Linked DNA regions of Mus musculus: region 1 is linked to region 2. A link is a loop called in an ENCODE intact Hi-C map of the cell type or tissue named here. Cell type or tissue: heart. All regions are shown on one strand. Each heading gives the region's core, and the rest is flanking DNA. Links, peaks and the distances in the headings are about the cores only.

Evidence for each region. Peaks named below come from ENCODE experiments on the same cell type or tissue, not always from the same donor. Only the 100,000 strongest peaks of a DNase experiment are listed, where the experiment ranks them.
Region 1: it touches region 2 in a loop (3-fold over the local background); 7 of 42 quality-filtered maps call a loop at or near these places.

The regions. Positions count from the first base shown.
Region 1 is chr7:25,182,045-25,191,998 of GRCm38, forward strand. No RefSeq gene overlaps it. Among named protein-coding and RNA genes, the nearest start is that of Mir7048, 31 kb to the right of the region's middle. In heart, for the core only: no CTCF peak of the experiment used is centred there; a DNase peak (open chromatin) is centred at 5,827; H3K27me3 peaks cover 3,746 bases.
Region 2 is chr7:25,027,092-25,035,091 of GRCm38, forward strand. All of the region lies in intron 12 of Grik5 (glutamate receptor, ionotropic, kainate 5 (gamma 2)), which reads right to left. Among named protein-coding and RNA genes, the nearest start is that of Atp1a3, 25 kb to the left of the region's middle. In heart, for the core only: a CTCF peak has its summit at 3,161 (motif pointing right); a DNase peak (open chromatin) is centred at 3,190.

The sequences.
Region 1 (9,954 bases), core at 1,180-9,179, 160 kb after region 2:
GTGGGACTCACACAGTGTGCGAGAAACAAACGGACGCAAGAACTATCTACTTGCGTATAAAGTAGGCACCGCGTCTTGCGTCTTAGGCAGTATGTGCCCAACAACCTCGCAATCACTTATGAGAGCCTGCAGAGGGGATTCTGTGGTTTGTGCACAGCACAAATAAATAGAGCGGTTCCCTCACCCCACCTGCACACAAATTAGTTATATGGGCCCTCGGAGAATAACCGTAAGGGACATGGAGCCTCCTCGTAAGTTAGGTGTAATGTGCACTCCTGCAATGCCAGCACTTTGTGAAGTGTAAGCAGAGCAGTCGGGAGTTCAAAGCCAGCCCCGGTTACATTGCAAGATCAAGATCTGCCTGGGCTACATGATACCCTGTCTCAAACAAAACAAAACAAAAAAGCCCAAACAAATAAAACAAAAAGGAAAAATACCACAGGGAGTGGGAATATAGTTTGCACAAAGCCCTGGGTTCCAGGCCCAGAATTAACAGGAGTTATTGGTAATCCCAGAATTTTTGGAGAGCAGAGAATCACCATAAATTTGAGGCCAGTCTGATCCACATAGGGGCTAGCAAGATGGCTTATCTGTTAAAGAAGAGTGCTGCCAAGCCTTGTCACCTGTTTAACCCACAGAATTCACAAAGTAGAAGATGGACTCACAAAAGTTGTCCTGACCTTCACTCACACACAGAACACACACACACACACACACACACAAAACAATAAACAATCGTTTAATCTAAAAAATTTAAATTCTTTTAAATAAAAAAAAACTAAATAAATAAAACAATCACCTTACTCCACATAAATATGTCCCAATGATTCCCGAGTACTTTGCACACAGACACACGAGATCACCTGTAGCTTCCAGAGGGACTTTTCAAGACACAGAAGGGTGCAAGGGTGTGTTTGCATCCGCTGACCCTTGGCATCTCCAGAACACCTAGGGTAAAGATCTCCTCCCCAAGAATAAGCAAGTCCTGATAATCACATATACAGCACGAGGGTGCTCAGCACATTAGCCCTGGAGCTAAGGACCGAAGAGATGTCGAGAGACACATGCTATGCACTATTCGCTTTCTGGACAGTGTGTATTTATTGTACATAATCTCTTTGGGAGAGTGTTAGTGTCTAAAAATCGTTGAGTGTGTGTGTTTGTTTATCTGTAGGTACATAGGTATGTGAGGGTACGTGTGCATATGTGCACATGGAGGACAGAGGTCAGTTTCCTGTGTCTTTTGAGAGCTGTTCATCTGTGACAATGTCTCTCCTTGTCCTGAAGGTCCCCAGTTAAGCCAGGCTGGATGGTGGCTGAGTCCCAGGGATGCAGCATCTCCCTGATGCTGGGGTTACAATATGCCACACTCCTCAGCACCGGGCTTTTCCACCGAGGTTGGAGGATCATATCTGGAATCCTGTGCTTGCAAGTCTAGCATTTTATCAACCCAGCCATCTTAGCCCGTGAGGTTTTTGTTTTAAGAATTTTTTAAAAATTTATCTTTATGTGTATTGGTATTTTGCCTTAATGTATGTCTGTGTGAGGGTGTCAGATCTGGGGGTTACAGACAGTTGTGAGCTGCCATGTGTGTGCTGGGATTTGAACCCCAGGCCTCTGGAAGAGCAGTTATTGCCCTTAACCACTGAGCCATCTCTCCAGACCTTTGTTGTTGTTTTTCAAGACAGGGTTTCTCTGTGTAGCCCTGGCTGTCTTGGAACTCAGTCTGTAGTCCAGGATGGCCTTGAACTCAGAGAACTGCCTGCCTCTTCGGCCCGAACACTGGGATTAAAGGCATGCACCACCAGGACCCTGAATGATTTGTTATTATTTAGGTGTGTGTGTGTATGTGTGTGTGTGTGCACATGTGTGCATGTGCACATGCACATGTGATGTGAAAGCCCTTGGAGGCCATAAGAAGACCTTGGATCCCCATGAGCTAGAGTTATAGACAGCTGTGAGTTGTCTGATATGGGTTCACACAGTAGTGCAGCCTTAAAGTAGTAGACTAGCCTTAAATTCGCCTCAACCCTCTTGCCCCAATCCCCCGAGTGCTGGGATTACAGGCGCAGGCCACATGTGTGGCTTAGTATGTCCATTGGTGTTTGGCCTGCATATACGTCTGTGTGAGGGCACTGGATTCCCTGGAACTTGAGTCACAGACATTATGAACTGCCATGTGGTTTCTGGGAATTGAACCTATGTCCTCTGGAAAAGCAGCCAGTGCTCTTGTCTGCTGAGTCATGTCCCTAGGGTCCAATATCTCTTGATTATCTAGAATGTTCACATTAAGCAGTGTTCCTCAGCTACAACAGAAGATTGCACAGGAGAGTCAAGCAAGCGCTGGATACCACTCATCCTCAATGACTTCTAGGAGTCTCCTTGCCCTGAGTTATGATCCCAGAACACACAAGGATGTACGAGGCATGCTGGCCACGACAGACACAGGAAATGAGGGTGCCCCATGCTTCTGAGAAAGCCCCATTTCCAGAAGTATCATATGCTCAAAGGGCCACACATGTGCCTGAGTGAGCATACTCTCTGGACACTCCTTACTCTGTATGTTCATATTTCAGGAGCACATGGAAAAATAGCAGTATCCTAGGCAGCTGAGCTGACTCAGCAGGCAAAGGAGATCGCTGTAAAAGTTGGGTGATCTGAATTTGGTTCCCAGAAGCAACCCACAGAAGTCATCCTCCGGGGGTGAAGAGATGGCTCCGTGGCACTGGCTGTTCTTCCAGAGACCTTGGGTTCTATTCTCAGCTTCCACATGGTGGCTCATGACCATTTGTAACTCCAGTCCCAGGGGATCCAGTGCCCTCCTCTTGCCTCCTCAAGCACTAGGCACACACATGGTGCACAGACGTACATGCGGGCAAATCATTTAAACACATAAAATAAAATAAAAAGTTGTCCTCTAGAATATAATGTGCAATATTCTGCAAGCTATGTTCTTTTCTTTTCAGGCTTGTGTGTGTGTGTGAGTGTGTGTGTGAGAGAGAGAGAGTGTGTGTGTGTGTGAGAGAGAGAGAGAGAGAGAGAAAGAGAGAGGGGACAACTTTCAGGACACAGCTCTCTTTTCCAACAAGTAGATGCCAGGAATTGAACTCAGGCTGTCAGACTTGGCAGCAAGCACCTTTACCTGGTGAACCATTCTGGCAGCCTTTCTTTCCTTTCTTCTTCCCGCCCTTCCTTTCTATTTTTACACACACTCTGCCTCTCCAAATGTGTGTGTGTGGGGTGTGTGTGTGTGTGAGTGTGTATGTGTGTGTGAGTGTTGGGGTGTGTGTGTGTGTGTGTTTGAGTGTGTGTGTGTGTGTGTGTGTGTGTGTGTGTGTGTGTGTATGTTTGTACCTTAAGGGTGGGTATGCATGTTTAACTACCTAAGGTTCCAGGCCAGCCTGTTCTACAGTGTTCTGTCCAAGAGAACAAGCCAGATGCAGTGGCACACAGCTGTAATTCCAGCACTTGTAAATCAGAGACAAGGTTGCCGTGAATTTGAGGACAGCCTGGGCTACATATCAAGTCCCTATCACAAACAAGCAAGCAAGCAAACAAACAAAGCAAAAACCTGAGGGTAGCTGTGTGTAGGATTGCATACTGTCAAGCTATGTTCATACGTTTTCTAGGCACTAGCACTATGGTCAACTGCTGCAGAAGGCCAGAGTGGAGGGACAGGACCCAGAGCAATGGGACGCTGAGAGTCCCAGGCTCGTGGAAACGTTTTGGATCACAACTGTGGTGGTTACACTGCTCTCTCTCTCTCTCTCTCTCTCTCTCTCTCTCTCTCTCTCTCTCTCTGTGTGTGTGTGTGTGTGTGTGTGTGTGTGTGTGTGTGTGTGTGTACATCATACTATACCTATCTCAAACAAATTAAAATCAGTGAGTTAGGGTCTTCTGTGGCATTGCATACCCCCAGCACTGGGAAGGCAGAGGCAGACTGCTCGACGTGAGTTCAAGGCCAGGCTATGAGTTTCCATCCCTCTACTCCACTCTCTATCTTTCTCTCTCCATACATTAAATAATTCTTTCTGTCTATGTGTTACATGTATTAAGTAATTTTTTTTTAATTGGAGAGTTTGGGGCTAGTGAGAAGGCTCGGTGGGTAAAGATACTGACAGCCTGAGTGTGAGTCTCAGGATTTGCATGGTGGCAGGAGAGAACCCATACCTGCACACTGTCCCCCAATATCCTCAGGCATGCCATGCATTTGTAGACCCCATAAGTTAAAAACAAAAAAAAGCATTAATTTTAAACTTGGTGACATTGGGTGCATAAAAACCATACTGTGTGCTGGAGGCTTCTGGAAAGAGATGACGCCTGAGATAAGACATGATCAAGAGGGAGAAAGATGAGGAGTGTTCCCCAGTCAACAAGAACACTTGCCAGACATGGTGGAGGGCACCGCAATCCCAGCACTTGGTGGGCAGAGGCAGGAGGTTCAGGCCTATGATCCAAGCTGCTTAGGAAGTTAAAGCAGAAGGATCATAAATTAGTCCAGGAAATAAAATAAAATGTGGGGAAATGGCTGAAGGGAAATGCTGCAAAAAGTGCATTGCCTTTGCAGAGGATCTGAGTTCGATCCCCAGCACCCACCCCAAGCAGGTCACAACTCCATGGAATTCTAGCTCCAGGGGGTCCAACAGCTCCTCTGGTCTCCAGTTACCCCCACATATTGTGTACATATAACAACACACAAACACATAGTTGGAAATAATAATGCAATGATAAATGGGAGAAAACAAGATTCAAGGAAACAAATAAATAAAGTAAATCCCACAGGGGAAGCGCTTGGTTTGCATTCACAGGGCCCTGAGCTTTCTCTGTGCACTAGAAGGGGGACGCTAAAAAGAGAGAGGCTGTCTTAAAATATCCTTGACCACCTTGACCACGTAGTAAGTTCAAGGCCAGTTCGGGCTATGTGAGATGGTATCAAAGAAAATTCAGGAAGGAGGGGCTGGAGAGTCAGCTCATCAGCTAAGAGCTCTGGCTCTTCCAGAAGACCCAGGTTTGATTCCCAGCCCCCCATGTGGTGGCTCAAAACCATCTGTAACTCCAGTTCCAGGGGATCTGGCAACCTCTTCTGGTCTCTGCAGGCACCAGGCCAAATGTGATACACACATATGCAGGCAAAACACCCATACACATAGAATTTTGTAAACATTTAATTAAAAAAAAAAAAAGACAGGAAGGAAAACAAAACAAACAAATTGGGTGTGGGACTTGCCTACAATCCCTGGGAGGCTGAGGCAGGGGGATGGAACATATGAGGTTTTCCTGGGCTACATAGACAGACCTTGTACTGATAATATTAATATTGATTAATAGTAACTATTAATTAATATTTATGTAGAAAGATGTGGTGGTGTAACCTTTTAATTGGAGAAGCAGAGACAGTTGGATCTCTGTGAGTTCAAGGCCAGCCTGGTCTACATAGAGAGTTCCAAGACCAGCCAAAGCTACACAGTGAGAACGTTTCAAAACAAACAAACAAACAAACAAACAAGCAACAAACAACTCCTTCCCCCTCCCCAATTTAAACAAACCAAGAGACAGTGAAGACACAACCCCAGGGCTACTGAGACATGGTGTCAAATAAGCTATCTACATCCCCAATGGTCCATGGGGATTCTCTAAGACAGGAATGGGAACTGTCCGAAAAGAGTCCCCTGCCATCTTTCAGCTCCCTTCACTTGGGAAAGCTATCCAACTACCAAGTAGCCTCAACTGCGTCGGAGCTCCCTAAGTCTCTGACCACATCAGCCAGGCTTGCTGATCACAGTCAACGCTCTGGAGTCCATGTGGCTGCTGCCCCCTGGTGGCCAGAGTGATGCATTACCAACAACTCCGTGGCCAAGCCCAGCCTGACCCTTCAGGAGCCCAGGCCAGACCACTCCCATCACGCGCCTTCTCAGGCTCCAGGCCAGCCCACATCTTAAATCCAACATGAGCTTTTCAACCCTACCTGGCTTCCCTTCTTTGCAGCATACAACCGCAATCATATTCAAAAGTACGCTCTCAGCAGCCAAGAAGGCCTGATTTCTCAGTTCCGTGCAAGCTTGAATCATCCCGTCCCCACCCCCCACCCCACATCTGCTATCTCCACGGCGGCAATCCTAAATTTGTCTACAGTTTAGCACTCCCTCCCAAAGCCCCTCTTGAAAGCAATTCCAAATTAACATCTCAAATCGGTGCATGCAGCACACCCAGACACGGGTTCCTGCCCCCTCCACCCCCCTAGTCAAGTTAATTCAGATAAACGACCCCCATCCTTGACCTGTTTCTCCTCCTCACATCCAGTCAGGCTCAAAGTTCCAGCCAATTCCCCAACCGCCTTCCTTAATAGTAAAATGAACTTTAGCTGTGTGAGTCGACACGTGCCTGTACTCTACCACTGAGAAGGCAGAAATGAGTAGGTGGAGATTCAAGGCCAGCCTGAGCTACATAGTGAGACCCTGGGGCATGGTGGCTCAGGCCTGTAATCCCAGCTTCCTTGAAGGCTGAGGCAAGGAGACCGGAAGTTCAAAGCCTGTCTAGGCACTTTAATGAGAGCATCTCAAACACAGAGGTGGGAGTGGACATGGCCCTCACCGTTAGTTCCAGCACTCAGGAAACAGAGACAGGCAGAGCTTTATGAGTTCAAGGATAGCCTGATGATCTACTTAGCCTGTTCCAGGCCAGCCAAAGCAACACGGTGAGACCCTGTCTCAAAACAAAACAAAACAAAACAAAACAAAACAAAACAAAACAAAACAAGACAACAAAAAGGAAAGGGAGGGTCGGGCAGGTGTGAACATCTTCACACCTTCGGGGGACGTGGGAAGATAATTTCTTTTTCAAAAGGTTTGTCTATTTTATATTTTATATTCATTATTATTCTTTATTTATTGGGCGGCAAGAGTATGGTAGTCAGAGAACAACTTGGGAGAGCCCACCTCTGCTTCTTTTTGTCAAGGATTCACAATCCAGTAAGAGAGAGAAATGCATACAGAAATCCCAACCACAGAGTTGGCAAGATGTCAGAGCAAATAAGGGAGCTTGCCTCCCACCCCACCCCCACACACACACCATGGCCTGATCAATTCCCAGGACCCTCGTGAAATCATATGTAACTTGTTTTTTCTTCAATCACAACAGTAGAGTCCCCTGGCATGCAAAACTAACCTGGAGAATTTCCTTGAGGTCTTTTGGTTTGGATTCAGTTGGGTTTTTTTCAAGACAGAGTTTCTTTGTGTAGCCCTGGCTGTCCTGAAACCAGCTCTGCAGACCAAGCTGGTCTCAAACTCCCGCCTGCCTCTGCCTCCTGAGTGTTGGGATTAAAGGCGTGCGCCACCCCCAACCCAGCAGGTTTTCCTGCTGAGTTTTAAAAGGGAAAAGTCTTCTAACAACAAGGAGAAAGGCATTAAAATTAGAGAGAACGCCATGACCGGCGTTCATGTGAGGATTAGTTGTTTGTCTCCCTGTGGAAGGGGTTATTGAAGAGTCAACAGTAAGAGAAAGATGCTGAAGAGACTGCCTGGGGCTCAAACATTAAATATCATTGGAAAGTAGAAGAGAGGAGTCACTGAGGTTTGGTCTTGTATTTTTTTTTTTAAGATTTTATTTATTTATTTATTTACTTACTTACTTACTTAATATATATGAGTACACTGTAGCTCTCTTTAGACACACCGGAAGAGGGCATCGGATCCCATTACAGATGGTTGTGAGCCACCATGTGATTGCTGGGAATTGAACTCAGGACCTCTAGAAGAGCAGTCAGTGCTCTTAATTGCTGAGCTATCTCTCGAGCCCCGGTTTTATTATTATTACTTTTAAAATATGGTATCTGTGATTGAGTCTAAAAACCCACACATTCTGGGCTGGGGGCTCTACCACTGAGCTATGCTCCCCCCCCCCCAGCCCTCTTTTTACATATTTTAAGACAGTCTCACTGAATTTCCAAGGCTGGTCTTGAACTCACTCTGTAGGGCAGGCAGTCCTTGAACTTGCAATCTTCCTGTGTTAACTTGTCAGGGAGCTTGGACAACAGGCCTGTACCAGCCTGGAACCCTGTAGGACCTAGTCCAGGAAATGTAATTTTTTTTGGAGAAGATATATTTGAAGGGACAAAAGTAGAAGCAAGAAAGATCAGTTTGAGCTGGGCAGTGGTGGCATATGCCTTTAATCCTGGCACTTGGGAGGCAGAGGCAGGCAGATTTCTGAGTTCAAGGCCAGCCTGGTCTACAGAGTGAGTTCCAGGACAGCCAGGGCTACACAGAAAACCCTGTCTTAAAAAAAAACAAAACAAAAATCAGTTTGCTCTTGCAACCGCCATCACCAGTGTCAACCACAGCAGAAAACACAAATATATACAATATATACACATTACAATTCACAACAGTAGCAACATTAGAGTTATAAAGTATCAATGAAATAATTGGGGGGGGGGCTTCACAACAGCATGAGGAACTGTATGAGGGTCCCTGCATGAGGAAAGTTGAGAACCACTTCCCTGTCTCAAGAAACAATAAGAAGCATAAAGTTAATAGGTGAAATCCTGGAAGTTGATGATGCTTTTCAAGAAGAAAATATGTAGAACATGGGCCTGAAGAGATGGCTCAGGGTTAAAAGCGCTTGCTACATCCACATGGTGGTTTACAACTATCTATGCGAAGTTCAAGGGGACCCAACACCCTCTTCTGGCCTCCACAGACACCAGGCATGCACATAAGGCACACGCATGCATATGCAGGCAAACTACTCACACGCACAATAAATACACAAATCTGAAAAGAGAACTAGGGCAGGCTGAGGATGTGCTTCTGTCGGCGGGGAGCTTGCCCAGCTTGCACAACGCCCTCCCGGGGTTTGATCTCCCCATAAACAGGGCATGGTAGCACACGCGGGTCATCTCAGCACTTGGGAGGTGGAGGCGGTAGAGTCAGAAGTTCAAGGTCATCCTCAACTACACAGGAGGACCTAGGCCAACCTGGGAGACATCAGTCCCTGGTGCGGAGAGGGGAGGAAGGAGGAGAGAGGGAGACAGGCTGATTATGGGAGACGGGCGTGGTGGTGCCTAGCACTCAGGAGGTTGACGTAGGATAATGAAAAGTTCAAGGCCATTCTGAGCTATATAGCAAGCCCCTGTGGAAGGAAGGAAGAGGGAAGAAAGGAGAAACAAAAGAAGGGATGAGGAAAGCAAGATGGGCTGGTGAGACAGCTCAGTGGATAAAGGTGCCTGTCACCAGGTCTGACAACCTATGTTCAATCCCTAGGGTTCATATGGTGGAAGGAGGGAACCAGCTCCTGTAAGTTATCCTCTGACATCCATGTGAGTGTATGTACACACACACACACATACACACACACACATATACACATACATACACACACATACACACTCACATACACACACATACATACATACATACACATACATACACACACATGCATACACACACATACATACATACACATACATACATACATACATACACATGCATACATACACACATACATACACAAACATACATACTCACACACATACACACACACTCACATACACACATACACACTCACATACACACACATACATACATACACACACACACATACATACGCACACATACACACACATACATACACACACATACATACAGATACACATACACACACATACATACACACATACACACTCACACACATACACACACATATACACACACACGCTCATAAACCGAGGCCACAGTCTTTTAAAAAATAGTAGCATGTTTATTTCGTGGTGTGTGTGTAGGTTGGACTGTGTGTGTCCCTTCTCTCCCCTCCCCTGTTAGTTACAGATCGGTGGTAGCCCCCAGCACCGAAAGACTTTGGAAGAGACCACAGCCTCTAGGCACTATGAGATAAGTGTTTAGGGGGTAGAAATGAGACTTTTAGGTCGGTTCCTTATGCAAAAGCCAAGGAAGGAAATAT
Region 2 (8,000 bases), core at 1-8,000:
AGCATGACTATTTAACAAACTGTGACCAACAACAACCAACAACCCACCGAGCCCTCTTGGGACCCTACCAGTTATATACGCTCTGAAAAGTCCCCAGAATCCCCAATGTCACGCATTCACAGAAATTATCTGCTATAATATTTCTGTTTTTTTTTAAAGAATCGAAAATTCCAAAATTGTCACCCTCCCTCCATCTCTCACAAAGTTTACATCCATTCCCCACACATAAGCCAAAGGGAGGCTGGAGAGATGGCTCAGTGGTTATAAGCACTATAAGTTCTTCCAGAGGACTAGGGTTTAGCTCCCAGCATCAACATGGCATCTCACAAACATCTGTCTCTGCTGTTTCAGGAAATCTAATGCTCTCTTCTGACTTCTATAGACAACAGGCACCCATATGGTACATATATTTTCACGCAGGCAAAATACTCACATACATTAAATAAACCTTAAAAACAAACAAACATATATTATCCATATGGCTATTTTCTATACCACTCAATGGCCTCTGAGAGCCAGACACCTGCCTTGCTGGCACGCCTGCCTGCACAGGCCTGTGGGGCCTGCCCTTTGCTCTCAATTCTACCGCAAGCCTCTGCACTTGCTCCTCCCCAGTTCCTCCTCACCACCGAAGGCAGAAACCAAACTCAAGCTCAAGGACGGCTAACCTCAGTGCCAAGGAGTCAGGCCTCCCTAGAGCACCCCACAGAGCCCACCCAGGGTCCTCTTTTCTCCCAAGTGTTAATGGACTAGGTGTAGTGGCACACACCTTTGATCCAGACACCCAGGGGGCTGAGGCGGGTAGATCTCTGCAGGTGTGAGGCCAGCCTGGTCTGCATATCTCGTTCCAGGCCAACCAAGGCTATATAATGAAACTCTGTCTTTAAAAAGGGAAGGGTTAGCCGGACGTGGTGGCACAAGCCTTTAATCCCAGCACTCGGGAGGCAGAGGCAGGTGGGATTTCTGAGTTCGAGGCCAGCCTGGTCTACAGAGTGAGTTCCAGTACAGCCAGGGATGTACAGAGAAACCCTGTCTCGAAAAACCAAGAAAAAAAAAGGGGGGGGAAGGGTTGGGGGTGATCCCAGCCATTCATCCAAAGCCCCTCAGATAGTCCAGACATCCCTTGACCTCAGCACTCAGCTCAAACTATAAAATGTCTGTTCACTTCTGTGTCTCCATTACCAAACCACAGACCTTCAAAGGCTGGGTCTGGCTGCTGTGTCATCTGTCTGTGACAACTGCACAGAGGCCAGATCAGGGCAGGGACTGCTGTATCTCACGTCCCATAATCCTTGGCTGGGCTTGGAACACCACTGTTGTCTCCTGGGCCTTCCTTCAAGCTGTCTTCTTCCCCTGTACCACGCTGGAACCCACCTAAGTTTAAACACTTCCTCAAGCATGTCACTGCCCCACATGGCCACCATCCTGGGGGGTCCCCAGAACAGTGTGTCTGATCCCCAGATCCTTGCTCTATGCAGAGTGGCCTCCATACCCACCACTTTACATGTGAAGAAATGGAAACATGGAGAGGGTGGACACATGGATGTAGATGATTCTGGGATTTGGAACCACTTGCCCTCGATGTGAGTTTTCCCATCTGCTGTTCCCACCGTCCAAAGTTGGGGGTTCTGAAGTCAGTCCGGGCCTGACTCCTCTGTCGGCAGGGAGCTCAGCAATGAGTGCACACTGACTTTATTCTATGTGTATGAGCATTTTACCTGCCCGTGTGTATCTATGTGCGTTCCCTGGAACTTGAGTCACCATGTGGGTGCTGGGAACAGAACTCTGGTCCTTGGCAGGAACAGCCAGCGAGCGCTCTTAACTGCCGAGCCATCTCTCCAGCTCTGGGGAAGCTGCAGTGACTTCAGTGTCTTCTTGTGCCCCGGCAGTGCTCTGAGACCTGTCTGCCTCAGCCCTCCCTGAGAGAAGCCTGGAGGTCAGTCGGCACTCATGTGTCTCTCTCATCCTGGCTGTATCACACTCGGCCTTCCTGACTGTGCCCCTAAACACCCTAGGAATGCCACCATTGCCCTCTGCTTCAGATGCTGTTCACTTCTGTCTCCCAGGCCACTCAGCTGGCAGCCCGAGGGACCCCAAGCTGCAGTCACCACACCACCCCCTGCTTAAATGACACAATAACACTCATCCTTCAACCACTGACCAACACTCTCAGCTGCCTTTATAAAGCCCTGAGCACATCTGCCTGCTCCCGTAAGACCCTACCTCAAACATCTCCCACCTTGTGCCACCAGCCTCCCCCTGCATCCCCCACCCCACCATCTCGCTCTCTACCCCCACACTGCAATCACCTGCCTATTCTGCTCATCCATCCAACAGATCTTTAAATATTTACTGAACCCCCTTAGTTGGCCAAGCAGGTGGGGCAAAGCCTCATGAAAGAACAATAAGATGCTGAGCCCTGAGGAGTGGAGCGGCGAATGTTTTCTTCATGGTGGAATAAAATTCCATTGTGTGGGTATAGAAAGGGGCCCATGGGGGAAAGGAAAAGCGGGCTAGCTAGATTGTATGAAGCCCCATGTTCAGCCCCCAGTTCTAGGAGAAAAAAAAACTAAAGTAAATAATAGGTGAGATGAAAGACTTTAAAAGGGGGCAAGAGGAGAGGTAGGGTAATAGAACACACACAATATGAGGGGAGAAAGAACTATTGGAAGTAAAAGGACACAAGGGTGGGGCAGGAACTGAAGAGGTAAGAAGGGGATCAATAAAGTAAATTATGTATGGAAACACTATAATCAAACCTATTCCAAAAAAGGGAGGAGGGTGTTAAAAAGCCAGGCAGTGGTGGTGCACACCTTTAATCCCAGCACTTGGGAGGTAGAGGCAGGTGGATTTCTGAGTTCGAGGTCTACAGAGTGAGTTCCAGGACAGCCAGGGCTACAAAAAACAAAAAAACCCTGTCTCAAAAAAAAAAAAAAAAAAAAAAAAAAAAAAAAAAAAAAAAGCCAAACCAAAACACCCTATTATTTTGACTGATAACAAAGTAACAAAAGAAATAATGGAGGAAGGGTCACCTGAATGTTCCAAAGTCAAAAGAAGCCCTTTGTGATTGTCCCTCTGATATGTCCAAACTCAAACTTCAGGGAGGGAAGCCAGCCTGAAACCCACTTTTGTTTTGCCAAATGCTCTACCAGGCTCCACCAGTAGGGGGTGCTATAGGAAAGGCTTTAAGGCTGTAGCCCCAGGGAAGGATTGCTCTGCAAGGCTCCTCTCCTAGGGGGCTCTAGAGCAGTGGTTCTCAACCTTCCTAATGCTGCGACCCTTTAATACAGTCCCTTGTGTTGTGGTGAGCCTCAACCATAAAATCAATTTGCTGCTACTGTAATTTTGCCACTGTAATGAATCGTAATGTAAATGTCATAGTTTCCCAATACTCTTAGGCAACCCCTGTGAAAGGGTCGTTCAACTCCTGAAAGAGTAGCAACCCACAGGCTGAGAACCACTGCTCCTGCCTCCCTCCAGGTTCTCCTTTGCTCTGACCTAGCAACAACTGCAGGGCTGGCTTTGCCCAGTGTCAGCCTCAAGGGGGCCAAGTTGCAGCATCTTTGTGTTTCTGATAAATAGCTCTAGCTTTCCCCGTTGCTGTCAGAACTAGAGGTGTGGCCACCTTCAGCACAGCATCGGAGAGGAAGGGTGGGCAAGAGTGGCCCTGCAGCCAGGCCTAGCTCCAGTGCCTTTGCAGAGCTGGAACATGGCTCCTCGATTACATGCTGTGTGACTGCATGTCCATGTGACAGAAGGGCTGAGTGTCAAACATATCTCCTGTATGGTTTACTGGGAAGCCCCCCACTGCTGACTCGGAGGTCTTTTACTCTCACTTAGCAAGTCGATGACGTGGTAAGGATCTGACTGAGGCAGAGATGACCCACAAGTCAAGTCTGGACAGGCACTCAGACTACACAGTCCTCAGACAGACAGACAGACAGACAGACAGACAGACGATCAGGTGTTGGGTGTTCCGTGGGGCCCTCCAGGAGCCAGGAGAGCCAGAAGAGGTGTCTCAAAGGACCAGTCACCACAGAGAGCCCCACACAGGACACCGGCATTCTGCCAATTGCTAGATTGTTGGGCTCAGGGGACTGACCAGCCTCCCTCCAAACACAAAGCTGGATGGGCCCTTTGGTGGACATGTGTGTGGAAGTCACACTATATAATGTGGTGAAAACTGCCATGATATCCCAAACACCTGCCAAATGTCAACAGCGCCAAGCAAATACTGGCACTCTGGGATGAGCGGCTACCTGTGAATCCGGCGGTCTTCAGCAGGAGCTGTTGCCATGTGCTTGTACCAACCACTGAGCTACACCCCCCAGACTTCTTTTCCTCTGTGTGTGTGTGTGTGTGTGTGTGTGTGTGTGTGTGTGTGTGTGTGTATGCGCACACGCAGGCCATGGTGCTCATGTGTGAGCAGAAGACAATCTGCAGGATCTCTCTCTCTCTCTCTCTCTCTCTCTCTCTCTCTCTCTCTCATGGGTTCCAGAAATTAAGCTCAGATTTGGGGGCAAGGAATCTCCCTCACTCCCTCACTGAGCCATCTTGCTGGCCCCCCTTTCCTTTTTATTCTGGGACAGAGTCTCACAGTTGCCTAGGTAGGCTTACATTTGTAATCCTCTTGCCTGAGCCACGTGAGTGCTGGGATTTCAGTGACCCTGCTGTGACTGGTTACTTGGCAACTCTTTCTAGAGCTGGGAAGATGGCTCAGTGGGTAAAGTGTAAGCCCAGAACCCACATAAGAGCTGGACATGGAGAGGTCGCCACTTGTAACCTCAGTACCTGTGGGCAGGGAACACACAGGCGAATTCCTAGAGCTCACTGGCCAGCCAATCTAGCTGGCAAGTTCAGTGAAGAACCTCCAAATAAGGTGGAGGGCGGGAGAGATGGGACAGTGGGTAGAGATGACCCAGGTTCAATTCCCAGCACCCACATGACAGCTCACAACCATCTGTAATCCCAGTTCCAGGGCATCCAAAGCCCTCTTCTGGCATCTCTGGGCACCAAGCACACACGGGTGATACATTTATAAAAATGTATATATCCATATATATACAGTAAAAGTGTGGAGGGGGCAGAAGAGAATCCCAGACACTGACTGCTGGCCTCCACATGAGCTTTGCATGCACACGCAAATGTATATATGAAAACAGTGTACACACACATACACCGTACATACACACACAATTCTCTCTGTTCAGATAACCACAGGTAGGCATGAGTGCACATGCCCAGCAGTCTTAGCACTGGGAAGACTGAGGGAGGAAGATGAACCCAGTCTACACACACACACACACACACACACACACACACACACACATACACACACACGCCATGTAACTGCTGTAATTTTAGTGAGTTAAGCAGTTATTTGTTATCTCCAGACTAGTCTTGACTGACATACGCAAGGACTACTGCTAATCTCACTAATGAACTACGCTGGGCTCCTTGGACACCATTGGTGTATCACCATCCAAGTAGCAGTCAGCACTGGGCTATGGGACCCTGGAGATCAAGTTCTATGGAGCTGTATCAGGGCAGAGAGCGGAAACATCGATGCTGCCCCAAGGCAAGGCTTCGAGGGCGTGCACTGGGCTCCAGGTGGGCTTTAGAAATCAGTGTGGCTGAGAAGATGGCTGCCAGGCCCCTCATGTGGGCCCACAGCTGTGCTGATTGGCTCTGGTGTTTGGGACGGCAACTGCAGTTCAGTCCCCACTTCGTCAAACCCACAACCACTTTCCAGGATCCCCCTGCCTTTGCATGTAGCACGCAGGCAATGAGATGGGGGTGGGACAGGTACCCTGCTCTTTTCAAGCCGTGGACGGTGGCTCTGATCTCCGCAATTTCCCCTGGAGGATGAAGAACTGCTCTAGAGTTATTAGGCAGGGAAACATGGGGCATTCTAGGGAATAGGCTTTTGTGACCACCGTGGCCCTGGCTCCTTGGGTCAGTGCGCCAGCCTGGAACTCTACTAGTTTCCAGATATGTGAGCTTCAACCCTCCAGCCAGGAACTGGGAAAACAAGGTGGGTCCATCACCCTATCAGACACATTCTGGGTTGACTTTGGGCTTAGACTCTGTCCACCACGTGATCATATCAGCAGGCAAAGCAGGGGGGCAGCTTACAGAAACAGTGACAGGAATGGCTTCTGAAAAGCAATTGTACAATACACAATGAAGCCACTAAGAGGGCTGGCACTCCTCTCTCTCTCTCTCTCTCTCTCTCTCTCTGGCTGGTGATGGAACTCACAGCCTCACATACAACAGGCAATTTGCTCTACCACTGAGCTACATCTCTAGCCCTTATCTAGTCTTTTTTTCCTTTTCTCTTTCTCCTTCTCCTTCTTCTAAGGCAGGTTCTCGCTGTTCTCACTGCGCAGTCCTGGCTGCTCTGGAACTGGCTGCAGAGACGAGGCTGACCTCCAACTCAGAGATCCACCTGCCAGCTTTGCTTGGGTTACTGGTGTGTGTCACCATGCCTGGCAAATTGATCATTCTATACTGAGAATCTGCTTGGGAAAAATAAGGGGCCGGGAATGGTGGTTCATGTCTACAATCTCAGCTCTCAGGACATGGAGATAAGAGGATCAGGAGTTCAAAGCTATCTTCAGCACGTTCCCAGGCCAGCCTGGACTATGTGACATTCTACTTCAAAATTAATTAAAAGCTAGAGAGTTGTGGCACACACTTTAAACCCCAGCACTTGGGAGGCAGAGCCAGGTGTATCTCTGTGAGTTCGAGGCCAGCCTGGTCTACAGAGTGAGTTCCAGGACAGTCAGGGCTACACAGAGAAACCTTGTCTCTAAAAACCAAAAAAGAAGAAAGAAAAGAAGCTAACTGTGGTGGCTGGCAGCTGTAATTGTGGGTGGGGGGTGTGAGGGGGTGCTGCTCCAGAGGCTGAGGCGAGAGAATCACTTGAGCCCAGGGACTGGATAGAAGTTTACATGGACGACATAGCAAGATCTCATCTTAAAAGAAAGGAAGGATCAGAGAGGATGAAAGGAAGGCAGCAGTGGAATGGAAGAAAGAGAGATGGCTCAGAGGTTAGGAGAGCACCTGCTACACTTGGAGAGGACACAGGTTCAAGTCCCAGGACCTACATGACAGCTCCTGTCCATTTGTAACTCCAGTTTCAGAGGATCCAAACTTCACAGGCACCAGGTACCACATACACACATACAGGTAAATACTCTCTATATACACATACACACACACATATATATATATATATATATATATATATATATATATATATATATATATATATATAGAAAGTTTTTAAAAATCTATTTAAATACTAAATAGTGTATTTACATGGGGCCTGCAGCTATGTAAGTGTTTAGGTTAAAACAATCAGATACTATTTTGGGCCTTCCTCATTGGCACAGAACCCCCTCCCCCCACAGCTTGATAATATCCACTGTTGGCAAGTGCTCAGGAAACCCAACATTCTCCTCCATTGTGGGAATAGAAATCGGCAGAGCCTTTTTGAACAGCCATTTGGCAGTATATACTTCAAGACAATCCCTACTCTTTGACCTGGCCCTCCTACTTCTCAGAATGCATCCCTCAGGGACATTCCCACAAACCCACAGGCCAAGTTCAGAGGGGCAACGGCCATGCCAGCGAATACTGGAAACCACCCAGCCAGCCTTTGATAGGGGATGAGCTTAATAATTCACGCCCCAGCCATAAATGGAATTCCCTAGTCTTCCCTTTCAGTTTCAAACACTGGCATCCAAATGTAATTCTCCTTTCTCAATCTGACCGCTGCATGGTAGAAACAGGATATACCACCCGTTTGGCTGGTCCAGCTCAACCCCACAGCCACTTGACTCCATCCACGCACATCCAATCTGGGAGCACACCTGCCATAACTGATGCTGCAGACCAGGCCAAGTCTTCCAGGTTTACGCCTCCTCTCATCCAACAGAGCCATCTGCTTCTCCTCTCTCCCTATTGTAGCTGCTTCCCAAGAGAATATCCAGAGC